4 separate regions of the Homo sapiens genome follow, and regions 1, 2 and 4 are each linked to region 3. Evidence: chromatin contacts called from ENCODE Hi-C or POLR2A ChIA-PET data. All regions are on one chromosome and are shown on one strand. The core of a region is the stretch at or near the end of the contact, and the rest is flanking DNA. Distances in the headings are between cores, read along the strand shown.

Region 1 (5,655 bases), core at 1,664-4,163, 180 kb after region 3:
TATATATATGTGTATATATATATATAGCTCTTAGTGTGGGTGGTTGGAGGGATAGGAGGCTGGTGTTTCTGTGATGGGTGTTAAATTGTTTGACCTTTCTCCAAATAGATTAACCCATTGCCTGAGTCATGTTTCTACTCTATAGGCCCATTCTTCCCTAAACCCCTCCCGCAACACACACATATAGAGAGGCCCCAAATTACCATAGCAAGCCTAGGTAACTCAGCTTCAGTGTGCCTCTTTTCCTTGGCTTCCTGAGCTCAGAGAGGTTAAGGAGCAAAGCTGTCAACCAACCTTGAAGCCATGCCTTCGGTGGCTGTCCTTGAGTACTGCAGATGCATGGATTTTCATCAACCCCTTTCTGGTTGGGGATTACCTATTCCTGGACCACCCCACCAGTAAGGAAATGCACTTTAGCATAATTGGTCCAGCTGCATCTCTGAGCAGTATTCACCACCCAGAAAATTTAATAAAGTAAGTCATGTCCTCTTCTTCTCTCTTTGGAACTTCTCTTAATTAAAATTATGCCTACTGCAAGATAAGAACAATGGAGAGGTGAGATTTGGGCAGTGGCCCATCCTGTGCATCATTTTCTCATTAAAAACTTTTAGGGAAAAGCTCAAATGTCTTCACAATTCAGAATTCATTGAAGCAATTTGGACATCTCAATCTCCTTTCCTTTGCCTTCATGGGTATCATGCAGGGAGAAGAAAAATGAGAAAAATGAATGATGAGTGAATAAACAATGCTAAATCCAAGTTAAGAAGAAGGATATTTAAACATGAAAGGCACAAGTTGTGATGAAGGAACGTGTGTAGGTGAAATTAGCCCTGACTTCCAAGTGCTTTGATCAGTCTGAGGATTGGAAAACTTCTAAGGGCATGAAATACCTGTGCCAGAGTGGCGTCCTGGAAGGGAGACAGTGATTCAACTCCAGGCTGCCTGTCAGAGATGTTCCAGTCTCTCCTCACTTGTGATGCTTCTATAGAGTTTTCACATGAGAGCAGGCTGTCACCATTTGGGAAGAGAAGGCATCCTCTTGCTGACTCCTCCTCCCTTTGATGCCTGTAGAACTTGGCCATTAAAATCTGCCTTGGGCTAAAACTCAGCAGGCAAGTTTCCAGTCAGAGAACAGCTTTGACAAATTTTAATAAAATTTAATAAAACCTAGTTCTGATTGGCAATAGAGGATTTGAGTTAGGGAAAAGTTTACCTATGTATTTAGGTAGACATGTGGGATGGCCACACTTTCACTGTGGAATGCTACATAGTAGTAACTCTGGCCTGTTGGCATTTTGTTCACAACTGCTGGTGTCTTTGATCCAAGAATCACACGGGGAATTGGGAGTTTTCTTAGGCATTGTTAAGGCATTTATAATGTCCTAGGTTTGGGTGAATTTTGTAAACTTCAGTATTGTTCTGTACCAGCTAGCTAAAGAGGTTTAAAAGCTTTAAACAAAAATAAAGGGCAAAAGGTATTTCAAAGTGTTTATTTAAAGCGAGGCATTTGGTTGAGTTTGGTTTTAAATTAATAGAATAATTGCATTGTTTGGAAACACAAAAATGCTTTCTTTTAAAAACTTAACTTTGTTATATTTATCTGCTCTAGAAGATTCTTAGTAGTTAAAGAAGGTTGGCTTACTTCTGAATATGGGTGGCATGCATACCTCTATGCCTATCATAAAGAGATGTGGTTGTGGTTGTACTTCATTCAAAAACACAGAAAAAACATCAGAGTGCCTCAAAATAATCAATCCATTCAATGCCTTTTGCCACTCTCCTTCTACATGCCTACACCACACAGGGGATCTGCAAGTGGCAATCTTGCCACTTACGATTCGTTAGGAACTATAGCTATTCACAGTGTAGCTCCATCCATTTGTCCTAAATATGGACATGTCCCATCACCTTACAGAGAATAATTGAAAGCTTCTTCTCTAACAACTTAGCCTTACCGAAAAGCTTATCAAAAAGGTTATTACATAGAGAAACAACCAGTTGGCATATGCAATAAAGACCCTCCAAGTGCTTCCTTCAGGTATGCCTTATTGATAGATGTATTTTGTCGGCAAAGACTGAAAGGTCCCCACAAAAAAGTCTCATTTGTGCCCTGTTCTCCTTAGCCCAGTTGTTCATTTCATTAAGGTCATAGAGAGACATGTTCCGAGAATGCTATGCAAATTATCTAAAATTAGTGTAAGGCTATTTTCACCCTGCCAACCCCCTACTCTACTGATGCTAAATATATATTTATATATATACATATACAAAGCAGAGACTATAAGTAGCCTAGCTCCCATGAATGCCTGCAGCCTAATACCAGTGAAGAAAATATATTTGCTAAGTATTTGTCTTTTCATCTAGAACTATTCAAATGCCATTTGATCCTTTTGGAATCCAAACGGGTATAGTAACATTAAAGTTTATTTTCTTGCTTTTTAAAGCACAAAGGAGCCAAATCTATTGTCTTGATTGATCTGTGTTTTCTTGCTGCACCAGCAGATGAATTTTATGTATTTGTGTATTTTGATTCCATCTCTCCTGGTGTCATAGATACAGGAATATACTTAATCTCTGACATGCATTGCAATGCCAGAGCAACATGGTAGTGAAAGGCTTCCAGGACAAGTTCTCCTAAAAGCTCATCCTCACAGGTTAGCTCTTCTCCTTAAAAGTGTATACTAACTCCTAAGAGAAAATTTGTTTTTAATGGTTCCTGGGTTTTGTCTCTGGGAGACTGTTTTGCATGTAAATTCCTTTGGACCAGAGTCAGGAATATCCTTTCTGTGAGCCTTTTGGGTATATTTTCATGGCAGCCAGTTCATTCTGTGTTAACTAAAGTCTATCAGTTGGTTGATTTTTTTCCATCGTATCCTGAACCAGAAACCTCAAGATCTCACGTGCCCGTTAGTCCCTGCCCAAGACCCAAGGTCAGATGATTTCCCACAGAGCCAAATATAGAGAAAACAAAACAAAACTCACTGAGCCCTACTGTAGGAGGAAGAAGAGGAGTGTTCCACTTTCAGAGCAGCTTAAACTACAGCCTGTGTTCCCACGATGCAGGGAGTATCCCTCCACATTTTGTAAATGTTCCAAAGGGCCATGCCAGGTAATATTTTGCCATCAGGATGCTCAGCTTGTGGCCTACATTAGATAATGCATAATTCATTCTCTCAGATTGCTTTTGAGCTAGTTGAGAGAGTAAGATATAGACACATAAAATGATTAGTAAATTGTTGGCAAACAAGTGCTAATACAGATGTCTGGAGACTAGTTAATGAAATGCAACAAATCTGTGTTTCTAAAACCCCTCAGTTCGTAATGATTGGTCATGCTTTCATCTACCATAAACCCAGCATCTCTAGTAATAACCCTTGCTTCCAATTTTAATTCAGCAAGCCTAGTCATGGCTAATTTCTCATTAATCTCCTAGTCAATGAGATTCTGTTACAGAGGGGCTGAATGACTTTTTAAGATAGACTAGTGGGACCCCAAAAGATACTATGAGCCAACAGTACACTCTATATTCTAGTTGTTTCGACCTAGAGATGACTATTATGACTCAATAAATCTATTATTGGAAACAAAATATTTTTTAAAGTGACTTACTGTTGTAACTAAGCAAAACCCACAAATCCAAAAGTCCTGTGGCCATGGTATCACATGCGGTGAAACGTCAGCTATAGATGTCCACCAAAAAACAGTGTAATGTTCATTTGCACAGTCAAAACAAACTTTTATTAAATGCTTATCCCATGCCAAGACCAAAGTATACAAGATAAGTGAAAAAAATGGTTAAGAAACATACAAATGAACAAATCAATAAAATGGTGTGATAATTACTATTAGCAAAAGAATCTAGAAAGTACTAACAGAGTACTTATAGTAAAATGAAAGAGTTTTATAAGGAATCAGGAAAGGCACTCCAGAGAAGGTGACATTTGATATGGGCCTTAAAAGATGAATAGGAGTTCATGAGAAGTGGCAGCACAGCATATGTTCACAAACCACTATATCTACAGTATCCAATATGAAGTTTAGAAGTATGTGAACACATAACACTTCTAAGAGGAGCAATGAGTGGCTTGGCATGGCTGGAAATAAGGACACAGGGAGATTCTGAGGTTAAGAAAAGACTGTTTTAAGACTGTGAAGGGCCTTACGTGCTCTGCGAAAGAGCAAGTATGGGACTGCTAACTGCTTTTAAGCAGGAGGACGACATGATTAGTATGTAAAAGATATACAGAAGGAAAGATACGAGGTGGGAAGGGAAGGCCAGTATTCCAATAGCCAGAGAAAGAGGTAATAAGAACCTGAATTATTTATATCTTTATTTGTTTGTTGCCTGTTTTCCATCTTGTTTCAGAGGAAACTGAAGGCAGCATCTAAGAATGCATAAAATATGAAGTGGTATAAAATAAGTGTAAAACCAAAGAAGAATGAAAAACAACGATCAAATGGCTCCATTCGAGATGGGGCACAAATGAAGAGTTAAAAATAAACGTTCTACATATTGGTTAATGATTGCCCAAGAGAAGTATAACTCACTCTTCTCGGTATTAACCCAAAACAGGAACTTCTCCTAAGTGAAAGAAAGGCTCTGGAAAGTCATGAATAACACCCTCAAAAACTTCCTTCAGCTAGCTTTGCAGATCTGATTTGGTACAGGGTTAGATTTGATCTGGATGGGCCCTTAAAATCATCCTCCCTTCATGTTGTTTCTCAGGGCTGAGCACTTGATAAAAACTGGATGGTCCAAAGCTAGAAAGGGCCTCAACTAACAAGGATCTGAAGCTACTCTGTACTCTTATTGATCACAGGTCTTTTATCTTAGTAGATGATCAATTTAGAAACAGGACCAGTATCTCATGAAAGTTGAAGCTGGCACTCCATAAAAATGGGAATCTCAAGAGAAAACCTGTCCCCACTGGAAGTGAGTCAAGGGAGAATAGACAGGTAAGAAAGATCTTAAAGGCAGAGGTGATGAGGATGGAGAAGAGAAGATGTTTGAGAAATATTTCCAAGGCACAATTAATAGGGCTGTTCACAACTGGATGTGGAAAATGAGAGAAAGAGAAGGCAGAGTTGAAGTCGCACTCAAGTTCTTCACTTGGGCACTTGGATGAATGATAGTGATAGAAGAAAACAAATAAGAAAGAATGAGTAGGGTTTTTGGAAAAGATGATAGAATTCCATTTTGGTAATGTAATGTTTGAATGAAGGTGTTCCAGAAGCAATTAGAAATAAAAACCTAAAGCTCAAGCGAGAGGTCTGGACTAAAATTATAAATGGATAAATCACTGAATTCTTGGAACCAGACAAAGACCTAGTAATGAAAGAAATCACCCAGGAGAAACCTACAGCATGAAAGAAAAGAAGACAAGAGGAAAAGGGCAAGGGCAGAGGACTGAGGAAAGCACATTGGAGCAGAAACAATGAATATTGACAGGACAATAGGAAGTATTGAAAAGGATCAAGAAAATAATTCACAGGTTGAGAACTATGAAAAAGCAATATTGCAGAAGCCTATAGAGGAAGAGGAGAAGCAAATGGCCAATTGAGCTATCCCTACAAAGGTTTCAAGAGGGATGGGGACCCAAAAGATGCAACATGGCCTTCAGGAATCTTAATCATGATGGCTTCCATGGAAGTCAT
Region 2 (5,565 bases), core at 1,116-3,615, 150 kb before region 3:
GCATTACCAGATAAAGAGGCCCTAGAGACGGGAAAAAGCAGGGCTCTTAAGTAAAGGGATGCCAAGGTGGCTAGAACTGAGTGTACAAGGTCCTCCCTACCTCACAGGTGTTCAAAGATTAAATGAGGTAATTGGTGGTATACACAAGTGACACTTTGAGAACCACTTAAGGTCCTAAATGCCTGTTGACCAAGTTGAATTTCCCACAATACTCAGCTTTAGGCCCTGCACAGAATAACCTCTCCATAATTATTTGATAATATTTTATATTTTTAGGGTGAGAAAAGGACTTTGAAAATCTCCATCCTCTCATTTAACAGGGGAGGAACTTAGGACCAAAAAAGAAGTAGCAGCTGTCTAAGAAATGGGAGGAGCTGGCTGGGCGCGGTAGCTCACGCCTGTGATCCCAGCACTTTGGGAGGCCGAGGCCGGTAGATCACCTGAGGTCAGGAGTTCAAGACCAGCCTGGCCAACACGGCAAAACCCCGTCTCTACTGAAAATACAAAAATTGGCCGGGTGGTGGCAGGGACCTGTAATCCCAGCTACTAGGGAGGCTGAGGCAGGAGAATCGCTTGAACCCAAGAGGCAGAGGTTGCAGTGAGCTGATATCGCGCCACTACAGCCTGGGAGACAGAGTGAGACTCCGTCTCAAAAAAAAAAAAAAAAAAAAAAAAGGGGCGGGGGGGAAGGGAGGACCAGAGCATGCTTTTGTTATGTTTTGCCATGAAGGCAGTGGGTGTAAGAGGTTAACCTGCAGGCACCTCACAAGATGACGGAGATAACTTGGCACTCCAATGAGTGTATCTTTCAGACTTTAAGATTTTGTACTAAATAAATTGATTCTTGGAATAGTCTTGAGAGCGAGTCAAAAAGTAACTTCAATGAGATATAATATTTTCAAAGCAAACACACCCCAGCACAATAGCCTATCTCCATTTACGTAGAAGTTAGTACATATTAATTCCTCTTCTCCTTCCTGCTTTTTAAATGTGTGTAGGCCCCTTTTTTATGGAATTAATAATAATTATAAATGAAGTAGCAACAACGATAACAGCTGACTTTATCAGTGTGTGTCCCTGTCAGGCAGGGTTTTTACCTCCATCATCATAGCACATTCGATCCACCGCTATATTAAGAGGTAGGTCTTGATTATCTTCATTTCATAGATGAGGAATTGAAGGAACAGAAAAGTCTAGTTACTTGACCCAGGCCCTAGAACCAGGATTTGAATCAAGTCTGATGCCAGAGCTTGGGATCTTCATTGCATTTGATGTGATAATTCATTTGTGAAAAAACAAAGCAATTCATTTGTTTTCATTTGTCAAAAACAAAACAAAATTTCAACTAAGATAACTGTTGAGCTCTTTACCGTTAAAATAAAATCGGGTGTTGAAATGAGTAACAGCAAGCCTTGAGAAAAGACACCCTGAGAAGTCAAGAGGATGCATTAACTGTCTACAGATGAACAGAATCTCTTCTCTTCTTTGAACAAGAAAACCCAGCAGTAACTTTTATCTAGGTTTCACATTTCAGGAGTTACAGTAGGGGTAAACCAAAACAGGTTAAAAAAAAAAAAAAAAAAAAAAAAAAGCAAAAGCCCAGCAAGCTGAGACATCAGAGTCCTTCAGAAGGAATGATTTGCCGTCTTCTCTTCAGGACATCCCCTCTTTAGGAGGACAAATTTTTTCTCCAGGGAAAGGGGCGTCCGCCTCAGAAATGGGGGTGTAGGTGAGGGATCTTGTTGCTTTAACTGTTTGTTCATTAATCCCTGCACTTTACTAGATTTAGTTCTGCCTGTTAACGTAGCCTCAGGACACTTGGCTAGGAAGGCTGGAGTGTACTCTCTGGGTTAGTTATTTTGGGACATTCTCGCCCTGCTGCTTGGGATGAAGAGGTCCTAATTAAATACCCGGACCTTCCAACGGGTAGATTTTCAAAGAAGATGCCCAGCTATGCTGCATCCTCATCCACACTCTCCCGCTCCCCCCAAACTAGTGCAAAAAAGCTTGCCAGGGCCTGCAGAAAGCGCCGCGACTGCGAGGCTGACACGCGTCTTTCCTTCCCTCCCCCGGGGAATGATCCCAGCATCTCTCGCAGTGATGTCAGTGTAATCCTGAGTCGGATCGGGCTCCCGGCTGGGTGGCGGGGGGGCAGATGATGCTCCCGCCAGCTGGGCAGAGCAAGGGTGTTCCCCGCGGAGGTGGCAGCCCTGGGCCGCGGCGTTCCGGAACCCCCGCACCCACGGCGCGGTGCCCCACGGTGCCCGCGAGCGCCGCCCCCGCTGGCTAGCCGCGCCTCGCTCCGCCCTGGACGCCGCCGGTCCCGGCGCGGAGGTGCGGCGGGGAGTGGGAGCCGGCCCGGCTCAGTCTGATTTACGGCTCTGCTGAAAACCGCTTCGCTCCCGCAGCATCAGCACCGGAGGCGGCGGCTGCAGCAGCAGCAGCAACAAGTCGGGTAAGAGGCGGCCGCCGGCCATCTGCGCCCGCGGCTCGGCGGAGGGGACCTGCCGGGGTGGCCGGGGCTGGGGAGGGGGTCCCCGAGCCCGCAGCATGGCGGGGAGTTGGGAGAGCCGGCTTCCCGGCCCCCACCAGCAGGAACTCATGTGCACACGAATCCACTCTGGCACCCGTGGGCTGGCACGCAGCGGAGAGGGGGCGGGGAGAGCTGGGACCCCGGGGCAGGGTCATTGCCAGCCTGCCCTTCTCTGGCAGAGTCACTTAGGGCTCTTCATCAGCCCAGTGGACTGGGTTTCCTCTGGGCCCATAAAAGCCTGCGTGCTCTGGAGTGTGTGATTACCCATTTCCCCATCCAAAATGCCACCCTTTTCCCATTGCCCCCTTAGAATCCTGACTTCCCCTTTCCTTACCTCTTGTCAGCGTCTTTGGCCCTATGCTGAGCCAGGGTTTGCATCTCGTTCCCAGAAAACCAGTGGTTAAACATCCCGGTGTACCCATCACAGGAAGAGGTTCCCCTCTCTGGGGGCCGGGGGCTTCACCTAGAAGCCTTGCCTGCCTCGCTGCCTGGGGACCATTTGCACCTCTGCTTTTGAAGAGGTTGAGGACACTTTTCACCCAAAGACCCCAGCTGGGCTCCCTCATTTCGGGTCCAATGCTTGTTACATTTAAGTAGAAACCTTTCATGGAGGAATAGAAGATATGCACTGCTTGCAGAATTGGGTTGCCAACAGTCATCTGTTGCTAGGGTGAAGATAATGCATTCCTACAAGGAAACCAGAACTTCCTGTTATTAAGAGAGTATGCTGATACCTACCTGGTTCACACACTGACCATCCCTAGAGGTTGTCATATAAAATAGCATCTGAGACAAGACAAATCCGTCCAGAACACTCTATTATAATAAAAATCTTGGCCATGGCCCCACTTATGCCAAATGGTATTTGACACATTGGGTCCCCAGGTTTCAGTGAAACTCACGTATGGGGTCTGTTATTGTTACGATTAGCACTTTGGTTTATGTCATCACAGCAATACCTGAAGGAAAAAAAGGCAAAAATTTCAGGGTGAAAAATTTTCAGCTGATTGCAGGCTTAATGCCACTGTGCATAGCTTGAGTAATCTTTCCTGTACTTGAGGATAGGTCCTGAGCTTGCTGTCTTAGGACCCATTTTGACAATTCATGTGAGTTTTCATATGTTCTTGTGTTCACGCATCTCGGATTGTATCCTTAAAATGGGGCACGGTTTTGCATTTAGTGTGCCAAATTCAGGAGGGGAGGAAACTTGAATTCCACTTCTGGATCTACCACTTTCCATCTGACCTTGGATTAATGGCTTTACTTCCTTGCTTCAGTGTTCTCTTCTGTGGAGAGGGAATGTTACCCACCTTTTTGATTCTAGGTAGGAGTTGGCAAACTTTTTCTGTAAAGGTAGTAAATATTTTAGCTTTTAGGAGCATAGAGTCTCTGTCTCAGTTACTCACCACTGCCATTGTGGTTTACAATAAATAATACAGAAATTGATACGGCAGCAGTAAATAATGCAGAAATTGATGTGGATGGATTTGGCCCATGGGCTGTAGGTTTTAAGTGCAACATAAAATATTATGTGCAAAAGTCACTTGAAACCAAAAAGCCTCTGCTGTCATGGAGATGAGCAGCAATCATTTTAGTAGTGTGTTTTTCAGCCGACTTGTAAACTACCTATTTCCCCCCTCCCAGGACTTTTAGAGTAATGCAACAGAAGGCTTTTGAGGAAAGCAGATATCCCTGGCAGGAGTCCTTTGAGAATGTTGCTGTGTGCCTGCCATTACGCTGCCCGAGGTGTGGAGACCATACCAGATTTAGAAGCTTGTCATCCTTGAGGGCCCATCTGGAGTTCAGTCACAGCTACGAAGAAAGAACCCTCTTGACAAAATGCAGTCTCTTTCCATCCCTCAAAGACACAGACCTAGTCACTTCCTCAGAACTCCTGAAACCGGGAAAATTGCAGAGCAGTGGCAACGTGGTAAAGCAGAAACCGAGCTATGTTAACTTGTACAGCATTTCACATGAACATTCCAAGGACAGGAAGCCATTTGAGGTGGTGGCAGAGAGGCCTGTGTCCTATGTGCAGACCTACACTGCCATGGACCTCCATGCAGACTCGCTGGATGGGACACGGTCGGGTCCTGGACTGCCCACCTCAGACACCAAAGCTTCTTTCGAGGCACATGTCAGAGAAAAATTCAATCGAATGGTTGAGGCTGTGGATAGGACCATTGAGAAGAGAATTGATAAACTCACCAAAGAGTTGGCCCAGAAAACTGCGGAACTGTTGGAAGTTCGGGCAGCTTTTGTGCAGCTGACTCAGAAAAAGCAGGAAGTTCAGAGACGAGAGCGGGCCTTAAACAGACAGGTGGACGTGGCCGTGGAAATGATAGCTGTACTGAGGCAACGCCTGACGGAATCTGAGGAGGAGCTTCTTAGGAAAGAAGAGTAAGTGTTGCTGACAGGGGATGCTAACCCCATTGCTTTAAGCAGCACCCCAATCGCCTTACAAGCAAATGCTAAGCAAGGTTGATTTTTGCTATTTGCAGGTGCCTTGACTGCATTTCTTATTGATATAGTTGAACCAGGAGGAACAAGGCTTTGATATCATTTACCCTCTGTGTGCACGGTCTGCAACCTAGCAGCATTAAAGTCAAATATCTAATTCCTTCTCAACTGGGAATTTGTAAACCACAGACTATGCTTTTAGAGAGAAGACTAGCACAGCCTAGCCATGGTGGGATCCATTCCTAGCACCAAATGGCGTGCAAGGGTGAGTTGAATGGGAAGGCAGAAAGGGTGAGCTAAGTGAGCTGTTCATTCTTGACAGTCTCCGTATTATAAAGTCAATGCAAGATGCTGTCTTAAGTTCAAAAACATTCCTCCAGTATAAATAAGTTTGGTTTATTTGCCATTTTGTATTATCTGCCCAGGTTAATTAAATGTTAGTAGCTGAGAATCCATTTAATTTAATTTATATTTGGGAGAAGCAGACATTAGGGCACCCAGAGGAAAGACTTTCTGATATTGCTATACTTCTATGATTTAAGTTTGAGACTTGACTTTTTGGCAAATGATGT
Region 3 (5,156 bases), core at 2,370-4,869:
ATTTTTTAATTTTTATTTTTAGTAGAGACAGGGTTTCACCATGTTCGCCAGGCTGGTTTCGAACTCCTGACCTCAAGTGATCCACCCACCTTGGCCTCTCAAAGTACTAGGATTACAGGCATGAGCCACTGCTCCCAGCCAAAGAACCAGCTTTTTGTTTCATTTATCTTTTTTTGTTTGTTTGTTTGATTCAATTTCGTTTAGTTTTGCAAAGATCTTGGTTATTTCTTTTGTTCCACTGGGTTTGGGTTTGGTTTATTCTTGTTTCTCTAGTTCCTTGAAGTGTATCCTTAGATTGTCTAATTGTGCTGTTTCAGACTTTTCAATGTAGGCATTCAAGACTATGAACTTTCCTCTTAGCACCACCTTTGCTGTATCTGAGTGGTTTTGATAGGTTGTGTCACTATTATCATTCAGTTAAAAAAAAGTTTTTAATGTTCTTCTTGACTTCATTGTTAACAGTAATTCAGGAGCATGTTATTTAATTTCCACGTATTTTCATGGTTTTGAGGGTTCCTTTTGGAGTTGATTTCCAGTTTTATTCTACTGTCATCTGAGACAGTACTTGATATAATTTTGATTTTCTTAAATTTATTGAGACTTGTTTTGTGGCCTATCATATGGTCTACCTTGGAGAATGTTCCATGTGCTGATGAATAGAATGTATATTCTGCAGTTGTTGGTTAGAATGTTCTGTAAATATCTGCTAAGTCCATTTGTTCTAGGGTATAGTTTATGCCCATCGTTTCTTTGTTGACTCTCCATCTTGATGACCTATCTAGTGATGTCAGTGGAGTATCGAAGTCCCCCACTGTTATTGTGTTGTGTCTATGTCATTTCTTAGGTCTAGTAGTAATTATTTTATAAATCTGGGAGCTCCAGTGTTAGGTACATATATATTTAGGACTGTGAAATTTTCCTGTTGGGCAAATCGTTTTATCATTATATAATGTCCCTTTTTGTCTGTTTTTTGTTTGTTTGTTTGTTTGTTTGTTTTGAGATAGAGTCTTGCTCTGTCACCCAGGCTGGAGTGCAATGGCATGATCTCGGCTCACTGCAAACTCTGCCTCCTGGGTTCAAGTGCTTCTTCTGCCTCAGCCTCCGGAGTGGCTGGTATTACAGGTGCATGCCACCATACCAGCTAATTTTTGTATTTTTGCAGAGACAGGGTTTCACCATGTTGGCCAGGCTGGTCTTGAACTCCTGACCTCAGGTGATCCTCCTGCCTCAGCCTCCCAACGTGCTAGGATTACAGGCATGAGCCACTGTGTCCAGCTCCTTTTTGTCTTTTTTAACTGCTGTTGCTTTACAGTTTGTTTTGTCTGACAAAAGAATAGCTACCCCTGCTTGTTTTTGGTGCCCATTTGCATGGAATATCTTGTTCTACCCCTTTACCTTAAGTTTATGTGAGTCCTTGTGTGTTATTTGAGTCTCTTGAAGACAGCAGATACTTAGTTGGTGTATTCTTATCCATTCTGCCATTCTGTATCTTTTAAGTAGAGCATTTAGGCCATTTACATTCAATGTTAATATTGAGATGTGAGATACTATTCTATCCATTGTGCTATTTGTTGCCTCAATACCTTGTTTTCTAAAATTTATTTATTATGTTTTTGCTTTATAGGTGCTGTGAGATTTATGCTTTAAGGAGGTTATATTTTGGTGTAGTTTGAGGATTTGTTTCAAGATTTAGAGCTCCTTTTAGCAGTTCTTGTAGTGCAGGCTTTATAGTGGTGAATTCTCTTAGTATTTGTTTGTCTAAAAAAAAACCTGTATCTTTTCTTCATTTATGAAGCTTAGTTTCACTGGTTACAAAATTCTTAGCTGATAATTGTTTTGTTTAAGGAGGCTAGAGATAGGGCCCCAATCCCTTCTAGCTTGTAGGGTTTCTGCTGAGAAATCTGCTGTTAATCTCATATGTTTTCCTTTATAGGTTACCTGGTGTTTTTGCCTCACAGCTCTTAAGATTTATTTCCTTCATCTTGACTTCAGATAACCTGATGACTATGTGCCTAGGCAATGATCTTTTTGTGATAAATTTCCCAGGTGTTTTTTTGAGCTTCTTGTATTTGGATGTCTAGGTCTCTGGCAAGGCTAGGAAAGTTTGCCTTGATTTTTCCCTCAAATATGTTTTCCAAACTTGTTAGATTTCTTCTTTCTAAGGAACACAAATTATTTTTAGGTTTAGTTACATAGTCCCAAACTTCTTGGAGGCTTTGTTCATTTTTTAAAAAATTCTATTTTCTTTGTCTTTGTTGGATTGGGTTAATTTGAAAACCTGTTTTTGAGCTCTGAAGTTCTTTCTTCTGCTTGTTCGATTCTGTTGCTGAGACTTCCCAGTGTATTTTGCATTTCTCTAAGTATGTCCTTCATTTCCAAAAATTGTGATTGTTTTCTATTTATGCTATTTCACCGAAGATTTTTCCCTTCTGTATTAGTCCATTTTCATACTGCTACGAAGAAATACCCAAGACTTGGTAATTTATAAAGAAAAAGAGGTTTTATGGACTCACAGTTCCACATGGCTGGGGAGGCCTCACAATCATGGCAGAAGGCAAAGGAAGAGCAAAGGCACATCTTACATGGCTGCAAGAAAGCATGTGCAGGGGAATTGCCCTTAATAAGACCATCAGATCTCATGAGACTTATTCACTATCATGAGAACAGCATGGGAAAAACTCTGCTCCCATGATTCAATTACCTCCCACTGTGTCCCTCCCATGACACATAGGGATTATGGGAGCTACAATTCAAGATGAGATTTGGGTGGGGACACAGCCAAACCATATCACCTTCATTTCCTGTATCATTGTTTTGGTTTCATTAAGTTGGACTTCATCTTTCTCTGGTGTCTCCTTAATTTGCTTAATAATCGACCTTCTGAATTTTTTTTCTGGCAATTCAGAGACTTCTTCTTGGTTTGGATCCATTGCTGGTGAGCTAGTGTGATCTTTTGGAGGTGTTAAAGAAACATGTTTTGTCATTTTACCAAAACTGTTTTTCTGATTCCTTCTCATTTGGACAGACTATGTCAGAGGGAAGATCTGGGACTCAAGAGCTGCTGTTCAGATTCTTTGTCCCAAGGGGTGCTCCCTTGATGTAGTGCTCTCCCCTTCCCCTAAGGATGTGGCTTCCTGAGAGCCAAACTGCAGTTATTTCTCTTCTGGATGTAGCCACTCAGTGGAGCTACTGGGTTCTGGGCTGGTACTGGGGAGTGTCTGACCAAAGTCCTGTGATGTGAACCATTTTCATGTCTACCATCTTCAGGTGTCTCAGTCTTGGATACCAGCACCTGTTTTGGTGGAGTTGGCAGGGGAGTGAAATGGATTCTGTGAGGGTCCTTAGTTGTAGTTTTGTCTATTGCACTAGTTTTGTATTTGTTGGCCTCCAGCCAGGAGGTGGCACTTTCAGGGGAGCATCAGTTGCCATAGTATAGGGAGGATCAAGGCAGTGGGTGGAGCCCTAGAGCTCCGAAGAGATTATGTCCTTTGTCTTTGGCTACAAGGGTGGGTAGAGAAAGACCATCAGGTCGGGGCAGGGTTAGGCCTGTCTGAGCTCAGGCTCTCCTTGGGTGGGGCTTGCTGCAGCTGCTGTGGGGTATGGGGATGTGGTTCTCAGGCCAGTGAAGTTATGTTCCCAGGGGGATTGTAGCTGCCTCTGATGTGTCATGCAGGTCACCAGGGAAGTCGGGGAAAGCTGGCAGTTACAGGCTTCACCTAGCTCCCATGCAGCCCAAGAGGCTGGTCTCACTCCCACCATGCCCCCACCAACAGCACTGAGTTTATTTCCAGGCAGCCAGTGAGCAGGGCTGAGAACTTGCCACAGGCTACTAGCCTTTTAGCTGAGAAAGCAAGCAGGGCTTTCAGGTCTTGTGCCTCCCTGCCTGCTGCGGCTTCTGTGCTGTGTATCCACTCCCGATTCACCTCCTCCCCCAGTTTCTATCGAGGAAATTTGTGTTCAGTTGAAATTGTTACAAAGTTCAGCTGGAAGTTTCTTTCTCCCTGTGGTCTTTTCCCAGTTCCTCTGGCAGCCCTTCCCAAGGATCTCTGTGAGACTAAGTCAGAAATGGCTTCCCTGGGGACCGAGAGAGCCCACAGGGCTCTTCCCACTACTTCTACCCTTGTATTTTGCTTAGCTCTCTAAATTTGTCTCAACTCTAGGTAAGATCAAATCCTTCTCCCATTATCTGGACCTTCAGTTTCCCCCGTGAAGGTGTGTGTTCAAGGGCAGACAATCCCCCTTTCACACTTTGGGCACTCACATTTTTTCAACCATCTTCTGGGGCCTGCAGGAGCAATCTGCTTCCTTCAAAGGGTCTGTGGATTCTCTAGGCTTTCCGGGTATGTTCCTGCAGTAGTTCTTGGAGTAAAAGTTTACAATGTGCATCTCCACAAGCTGCTCTGTCCATCTGAGTGGGAGCTGGAAGTTAGTCCTGCCTTCTATCCACCATTTTCCTGCTGTTCAAATAAATGCCTTTTCTTTATAAATTACCCGGTTTCAGGTATTTTGTTATAAGCAACAGAAAACAGACTAAGACAGACAGCTTTAACCATTACCAAGTTCTTCCTGCCATTAAGCTAAACTGATTCCTTGTAATGTCTTTCCTTTAGTTCTATTTGTGTCTGCTTGCTTATAATACATTTAGTGTTTCTTCTATTAAACAGTCCTTTAGCTATTTGAAGACAACTATGCTGTTTCCAGCCCTACTCTAGCCTCACTCCTAAACTTTCTCTTCTCTCGAATATTCAAAACCAGTTCCTCATACTGAACTTTAACAAAGATCAAGGTTCTGTTTGAGGCAGAAAAAAAAAAAAAAAGAACTGAAACAGTGACTCTTTTTTGTTTGACCACATCCTCTTGTTTATCTTGAAAATCAAGGTGGATAGACTATGAATGTGAGATGAAAAAAGCCAAAGAGGCTCTCTGTGTTACTATGATGACTACTCTGATCTGAGCCACTATTACTTCTTTCCTAGACTACTGCAATGTATTTCTAACTAATTACTAATTGCTATCTCTGACCTGTGTCCCTATCGTGAAGGTAAGAGTACTGACACACAGAGTCTCAATAGGTAATTTACTCAAGATAATGTCACATGTAAAAGAATTGACTCCAAGACTGTTTTCATCTATAGCCTGTAACAGAACTAATGATG
Region 4 (5,553 bases), core at 1,237-3,736, 150 kb after region 3:
AGTTCCTAAAATCTTTTCCATAAGGTTTTCAATTTACTTTGTCTTGATCCATCAGAGGAATCACTATATATGGCAGCTATAGCCTTATGAAATAGATTTCTTAACTAATAAGGCTTGAGAGTCAAAATTTTTCCTTGATCCATGGGCTGCAGAATGGATGCTGTATTATCACAGATGAAAACAACATTCATCTCCTTGGACTTTTCCATCATAGCTGTTGGGTGACCAGGTGCATTGTCAATGAGCAGTAATATTTTGAAAGGAATCTTTATTTCTGAGCAGTAGGACTCAATAGTGGGCTTCAAATAGTCAGTAAACCATGCTGTAAACAGATGTGTCGTCATCCAGGTTTTGTTGTTCCATTTATAGAGCACAGGCAGAGTAGATTTAGTATAATTCTTAACAGTCCTAAAATTTTCGGAATGGTAAATAAGCTTTGCTTCAACTTAAAGTCACCAGCTACATTAGCCCCTAACAGGAGAGTCAACTTGTCCTTTGAAGCTTTGAAGCTAGGCATTGACTTATCCTTTGTAGCCATAACAGTCCTACTTGTCATCCTCTTCCAATCTAAGGCTATTTTGTGTACATTGAAAAGATGTTGGTAAGTGAAGCCACTTTTATTAATGATCTCAGCTAGCTCTTCTGGATAACTTCCTGCAGCTTCTATATCAGCACTTGTTGCTTCACCTTGCACATTTATGTTATGGAGGTGGCTTCTTTCCTTAAAACCTCATGAACCAACCTCTGCTGGCTTCCAACTCTTCTTCTGCAGCTTTCTTACCTCTCTCAGCCTTTGCAGAATTAAAGAGAGTTAGGACATTGCTCTGGATTAGGCTTTGGTTTAAGGAAATGTTGGGGCTGGTCTGATCTTCTATCCAGAGCATTAAAACTTTGTCCATATCAGCGATAAGGATGTCTTGCTTTCTTATCACTGAAATGTTCACTAGAGAAGAACTTTTAATTTCCTCCAAGAACTTTTCATTTGCATTGGTGACCTGGCTAACTGGCACAAGAGGCCTAGCTTTTTGTTTATCTTGGTTTTCAACATGCCTTCCTCACTAAGCTTAATCATTTCTAGCTTTTGATTTCAAGTGAGAGACACACATTTCCTTTCACTTCAACACTCAGAGGCTATTATATGGCTAGTAATTAGCCAAATTTCAATATTTTTGTGTTTCAGGAAATAGGGAGGCCCAAAGAGAGAAAGATAGGTAGGAAAACTGCCAGTCAGTGGAGCAGTCAGAACACGCACCATATTTATCGATTAAGTTCACCATTTTATATGGGCATGATTTGCAGTGATCCAAAGCACTTATAATAGTAACATAGTGATATAAAAGATCACTGATCACAGATCACCATAACATATAATAATAATAATGAAAAGTTTGAAGTGTTGTGAGAATTACCAAAATGTGACACAGAGACATGAAGTGAGCTCATGTAGTTGGAAAAAAATGATGCCAGTAGGCTTGCTTGTTGCAGGGTTGCCACAAATCTCCAATTTGTTAAAAAACACAATATCTATAAAGCACAGTAAGGCAAAGTGCAATAAAACAGGGTATGCCTGCATGTGAATCAGAGGTAGAAGATACTTGGCCGGTTGCAGTAGCTCACGCCTGTAATCCCAGCACTTTGGGAGGCCAAGGTGGGCAGATCACTTGAGGACAGGAGTTGCAGACCAGCCTGGAAAATGTGGTGAAACTTTGTCTCTACTAAAAATACAAAACTTAGCCAGGCATGGGTGGTGCAAACCTGTAATCCAAGCTACTCGGGAGACTGAGGTAGAATCACTCGAACCCAGAAGGTGGAGGTTGCAATAAGCCGAGATCGCACCAGTGCACTCCAGCCTGGGCAACACAGCGATACTGTCTCAAAAAACCCTAAAAAGCAAAACCAAAAACAAACAAAAAATAAGAGATGAAGATTCTATTTCCAAGGTTGCCGCAAACTTTGTGATCTTGGGCACAGAGAAGCTGTGAATTCTAAAGTCCCTTTGAATTCTAAATTCTGCAACTCTGTGCATTGGGCAGTGGACAGAATGTGAACTTTGACATCAGAAAAACCTACTTTCAAAAATGTGCCTCACTGCTTTCTAGCTGATGGGTCTTATAGTTAAACTTTCTGATTTTAATTTCCTCATCAATAAAATTGGGCTAATAATATCTTCCTTGCTGTATTAGTATGAGAATTAATGCTAACACGTTGGACAATTCTTGGCATCAATTAAGGACAGCACTGGTGGTTCCCATGCTGGCCCTGCTGGTGGCCCAGCAGCAACTTCCTTCCATTGCCCATGTAAGCCAGTCTCACTATAGGAAATCTACACACACATTCACCACCAAGTAATGCCTCAGACACCCTCACACTCTTGAACTTTCCTATGACTATGATACATGCTTTTCAATCTATCTTAAGGTGACCTTCACTTGCACGGAAAGTCTGAAAATGTACAGTCAGAGTTGCGTAACTGTGAGGTTGGCCTATAAAGGAAGGAGCTTTTCTCTTCTTCCTTTAATTTTTTTTTTTTCATTCACTTGAGGCATTCCCCTTGTGGGCGTGTGATCTCCCCAATGGCAGCAATAGCTCAGGCAGCCACAACCACAGCCCTCAGCCCGCTGCAAGTGAGAGCGCAGAGCACCTGGCCTCCTACAGCCCGGAGCTCCAGCAGTTCCATCTGCTGGCCGCCAGAGCAAAGGCTCAAGGACCTCTAGGCTTGCCCTGAACAATGCACAGGGGGCAGCTGTCACTCCCTGGAGCAAACTTACTCTGGGGGAACCTCTGGTCAAATTCCAACAGTTGAGAATTCCAGAGATGCCAGGAGAGCCGAAGCAGTCAAATGACCCTCCACTCATCAGCACACACACTTATCTGTGGTCCAGGTAGGAAAGTGAAATGTTATCATCTGAGTGCACATCATGACACAGGAACCAGAAGACCATTTCAGAAATAGATTGATTCAGTCTTGTTACTCTGTGCATATACATATAAAACAAGAGCCACAGAAACAGGCTGCTTTCTGCCTGGTAGTCTTTAACTCTGGTCACACTTTAACATCACCAGGAAAGAAAAATAGGCAAAAAGACATGGTCAAATCTTACAATAGCCAACCCTTACATCAAGTTTACCCTGTGTCAGGCACTATGTAAGTACTTAGACTGCAAAACCCCAAAGAGTAGCTAATGACACTATCCTCATGTTACACATGAGAAATGGGAGTACTGAAGGGTTAAATAACTTGCTCAAGATCACATAGCTCATGAGGGGCAAAGACAGAGTTTGAATCCACCTAACAGTCTGATTTCAGACATCAAGCTCTAAACCACTGTGTTTCACAAAAGAAAAATTACAAAGAACTGAAAAACATATGAAAAGATGCTTAACCTCACCAGGGACCAAGAGAAGGCGTGGCAAAAAAAGACATGCTCAAATACTTGTAGAGTGTACATCAGCCCTTTTAGAAAGGTGATTTGTGAGTGTCTACCAAATGTAAACTATGAATTCGCCCTGGTCCAGGATTCCACTTCCAGTAATCTATGCTGCTGGAATACTCAAAAGCTTTGTGTACAAGGATGCCCACAGATGGCAATATCTTTGCAAAACCCTCTAGCCATCTCTGTATGTGACTCATGGTAAAGTACCTGGCTCTTCTTAGGTGCTCCAGAACTGCTTGCAAGAATATGCAACCAATAAATATTTATTTATCTAAATAATGATGTGTTGTCCAAGTACTTCAGTAATGCTACTAACAATTCAATAGTGAAAGTGTGATCACACCAAGCTTGGCAAAACTAAAAGGAACCACAAAAAGGCTCTTCTGTTCCAGGCTCTGTGGGGGAGGAAGATGGCCCCACTTGCTGCATTATCTGGGTCCCCCACTGGGGGGTCTGATGGAGTGCAGCCAATGGATGACACCAGCAGATGAGAGGGTAGGAGTGAGAGATGGAGTGTTCAGTCTCTGAAGCCCTTGAGTGTGCCATCTTTATTTGCCAAGACCCTAAGTCATTTGGTCTCATACTTTCATCCAGTGTACATCTGTGGAGGACCTATGGGGGTTACAAGCATGAGGAAGTCAGTCCCTTCCACCTGTCAGCTCAGGGGAGCAGCTATTCCATGGGCCCATGCAGGACCTTTTCTTTCAAATTCAGTGGGGGCTTTGCTCTTTCCTAAGTGACAATGAATTCAGATGGCAACACTTGGTTAACTTAGTTTTTGTTCAGGTGTCTGTCTCAGATAAATCTAAACCCAGTTAAAACCTCTCTATCTCTAGAAATCTCTTAAGAACTTCATCTCACAGGGCAAGTGCAGTGAGTTCAAAGAGGCTAAGGGGGAGTGAAGTGGAAGCAAACCTGCTTCTCCTTGAGTGTCCCCACCTCAGGGAAGGATACTTCCAACCATCTGGTCCCAAAACTGGAGCCCCAGAATCTCTCACTTTACCTCTCTAAACCTCTCTCTGGTCTATCCCCTCCCATGCATCTTCATTTCTACCACCTTGGTCCAGGCTCTTACCTTTTCTTGTTTGCAGTGGTCATAAGGAGTGGACTGTGACCTCATCTCTGCATTCCAGTCTGGCACAGTGTCTGGCATAAAGTGGGCCCTCGGAAAAGGTTGGTTGCATGAATCAAAGCCTGTCACTGTAGCCTCCCACCTTCCTTCCTTCCCCAGTCTATTGCCCACCGGACATGGTGAGATCTTTCTAAATCAGAGATATAGTTACATCATTACTTAAAGTCCTTCAATGTTTCCACCATGGCTTTTAGCCAGGGCTTGCCAACCTTTGTCTATAAAGAAACAAATAGTAGATATTTCAGGCTTTGTGGGCCCTACAGTTAGTTTCTATTGCAACTACTCAACTCTGTTGTTATTGTGTGAAAGCAGCCGTAGATGGTATATAATCAATGAGCTCAGCTGTGTTCCAATAAAACTTGATTCACAAAAACAGGCAGCAGGCTGAATTGGCCCAAGGGCCACAGTTTGCCACTCCTGCTCTAACAAGTATGTCCAAGCCTGTTGATGTGGCATCACAACCTGGATTCAGCCAGCCTGAGTCCTGACACTCCTATTTCACACTTTGCTCACCATCAATGCCACTTTTCTTCCAACCCTTCCCATGTGCTGTGTATTTTCAGGTATCTGTGACTTTACATTTGCTGTTCTCTTCTAGAATCCCTTCCGTCATCTATATGCCTATGAAACATTTATCTTACAAAGCCCCTTGCTTTGAAGGCTTCCCAACTACTCCCCCACTCCTGCTCCCAGAGACTAACCTCACCCTCTTTTTGTTGCCTTTGCACCTGCTTCCATTATTAGAGTTCCACCTAACTCAATCTTGTCATTACTTGTTGACATGTCTGTATCCAATTATGGAAGGGACAGGCCTGTTACAGAGCTGCTTAGGAAATGTCTGCTGATTGAGTTGAGATCAAGGTGCCCAGTTCTTGCCTGTTGCCCAAACATAACTATTTAGTGCCCCTTTTCACTCTCAGAAGCAACCCTATGGAAATGATAAATTATGTAGTTGCCCTACCTTTCTGCACTTTTGTATGGGTGGCT

The links. A loop is a pair of places that touch in the nucleus more often than their neighbours do. ChIA-PET counts read pairs that join two places held with the same protein, here RNA polymerase II (POLR2A). Pooled maps may share reads with other maps.
Region 1: a map with no recorded cell type shows a loop between it and region 3 (7-fold over the local background). The contact joins two enhancer-like sites. A Hi-C loop is called at or near these places in 2 of 37 single-sample maps with no recorded cell type and 3 of 50 pooled maps. POLR2A ChIA-PET finds 5 or more read pairs at or near these places in 2 of 52 experiments (GM12878 and common myeloid progenitor, CD34-positive).
Region 2: a pooled map shows a loop between it and region 3 (2.5-fold over the local background). The contact joins the promoter of ZNF365 here to the enhancer-like site in region 3. A Hi-C loop is called at or near these places in 5 of 50 pooled maps. POLR2A ChIA-PET finds 5 or more read pairs at or near these places in 2 of 52 experiments (activated CD8-positive, alpha-beta memory T cell and activated T-cell).
Region 4: a pooled map shows a loop between it and region 3 (11-fold over the local background). The contact joins two enhancer-like sites. A Hi-C loop is called at or near these places in 5 of 37 single-sample maps with no recorded cell type and 11 of 50 pooled maps. POLR2A ChIA-PET finds 5 or more read pairs at or near these places in 3 of 52 experiments (GM12878, activated B cell and naive thymus-derived CD8-positive, alpha-beta T cell).

The regions. Positions count from the first base shown.
Region 1 is chr10:62,705,823-62,711,477 of GRCh38, forward strand. No RefSeq gene overlaps it. Among named protein-coding and RNA genes, the nearest start is that of ADO, 96 kb to the right of the region's middle. Within about 2 kb of position 2,914, at least 2 of the 41 ENCODE cell types and tissues checked have a DNase peak (open chromatin) inside an H3K27ac peak, as active enhancers do; they include GM12878, where a contact is called at or near this core.
Region 2 is chr10:62,372,004-62,377,568 of GRCh38, forward strand. ZNF365 (zinc finger protein 365) reads left to right here and starts at 2,366. Exons shown (of 5, transcript NM_014951.3): 1 at 2,366-2,455; 2 at 4,178-4,933. The coding sequence starts at 4,191. It overlaps LOC283045 (a long non-coding RNA gene), which reads right to left and starts at 3,124. Exons shown (of 4, transcript NR_104162.1): 1 at 2,868-3,124.
Region 3 is chr10:62,523,837-62,528,992 of GRCh38, forward strand. No RefSeq gene overlaps it. Among named protein-coding and RNA genes, the nearest start is that of ZNF365, 150 kb to the left of the region's middle. RefSeq lists an enhancer at 3,495-3,714. Within about 2 kb of position 3,620, at least 5 of the 41 ENCODE cell types and tissues checked have a DNase peak (open chromatin) inside an H3K27ac peak, as active enhancers do; they include GM12878, where a contact is called at or near this core.
Region 4 is chr10:62,678,970-62,684,522 of GRCh38, forward strand. No RefSeq gene overlaps it. Among named protein-coding and RNA genes, the nearest start is that of ADO, 120 kb to the right of the region's middle. RefSeq lists an enhancer at 2,416-2,595. Within about 2 kb of position 2,487, at least 4 of the 41 ENCODE cell types and tissues checked have a DNase peak (open chromatin) inside an H3K27ac peak, as active enhancers do; they include GM12878, where a contact is called at or near this core.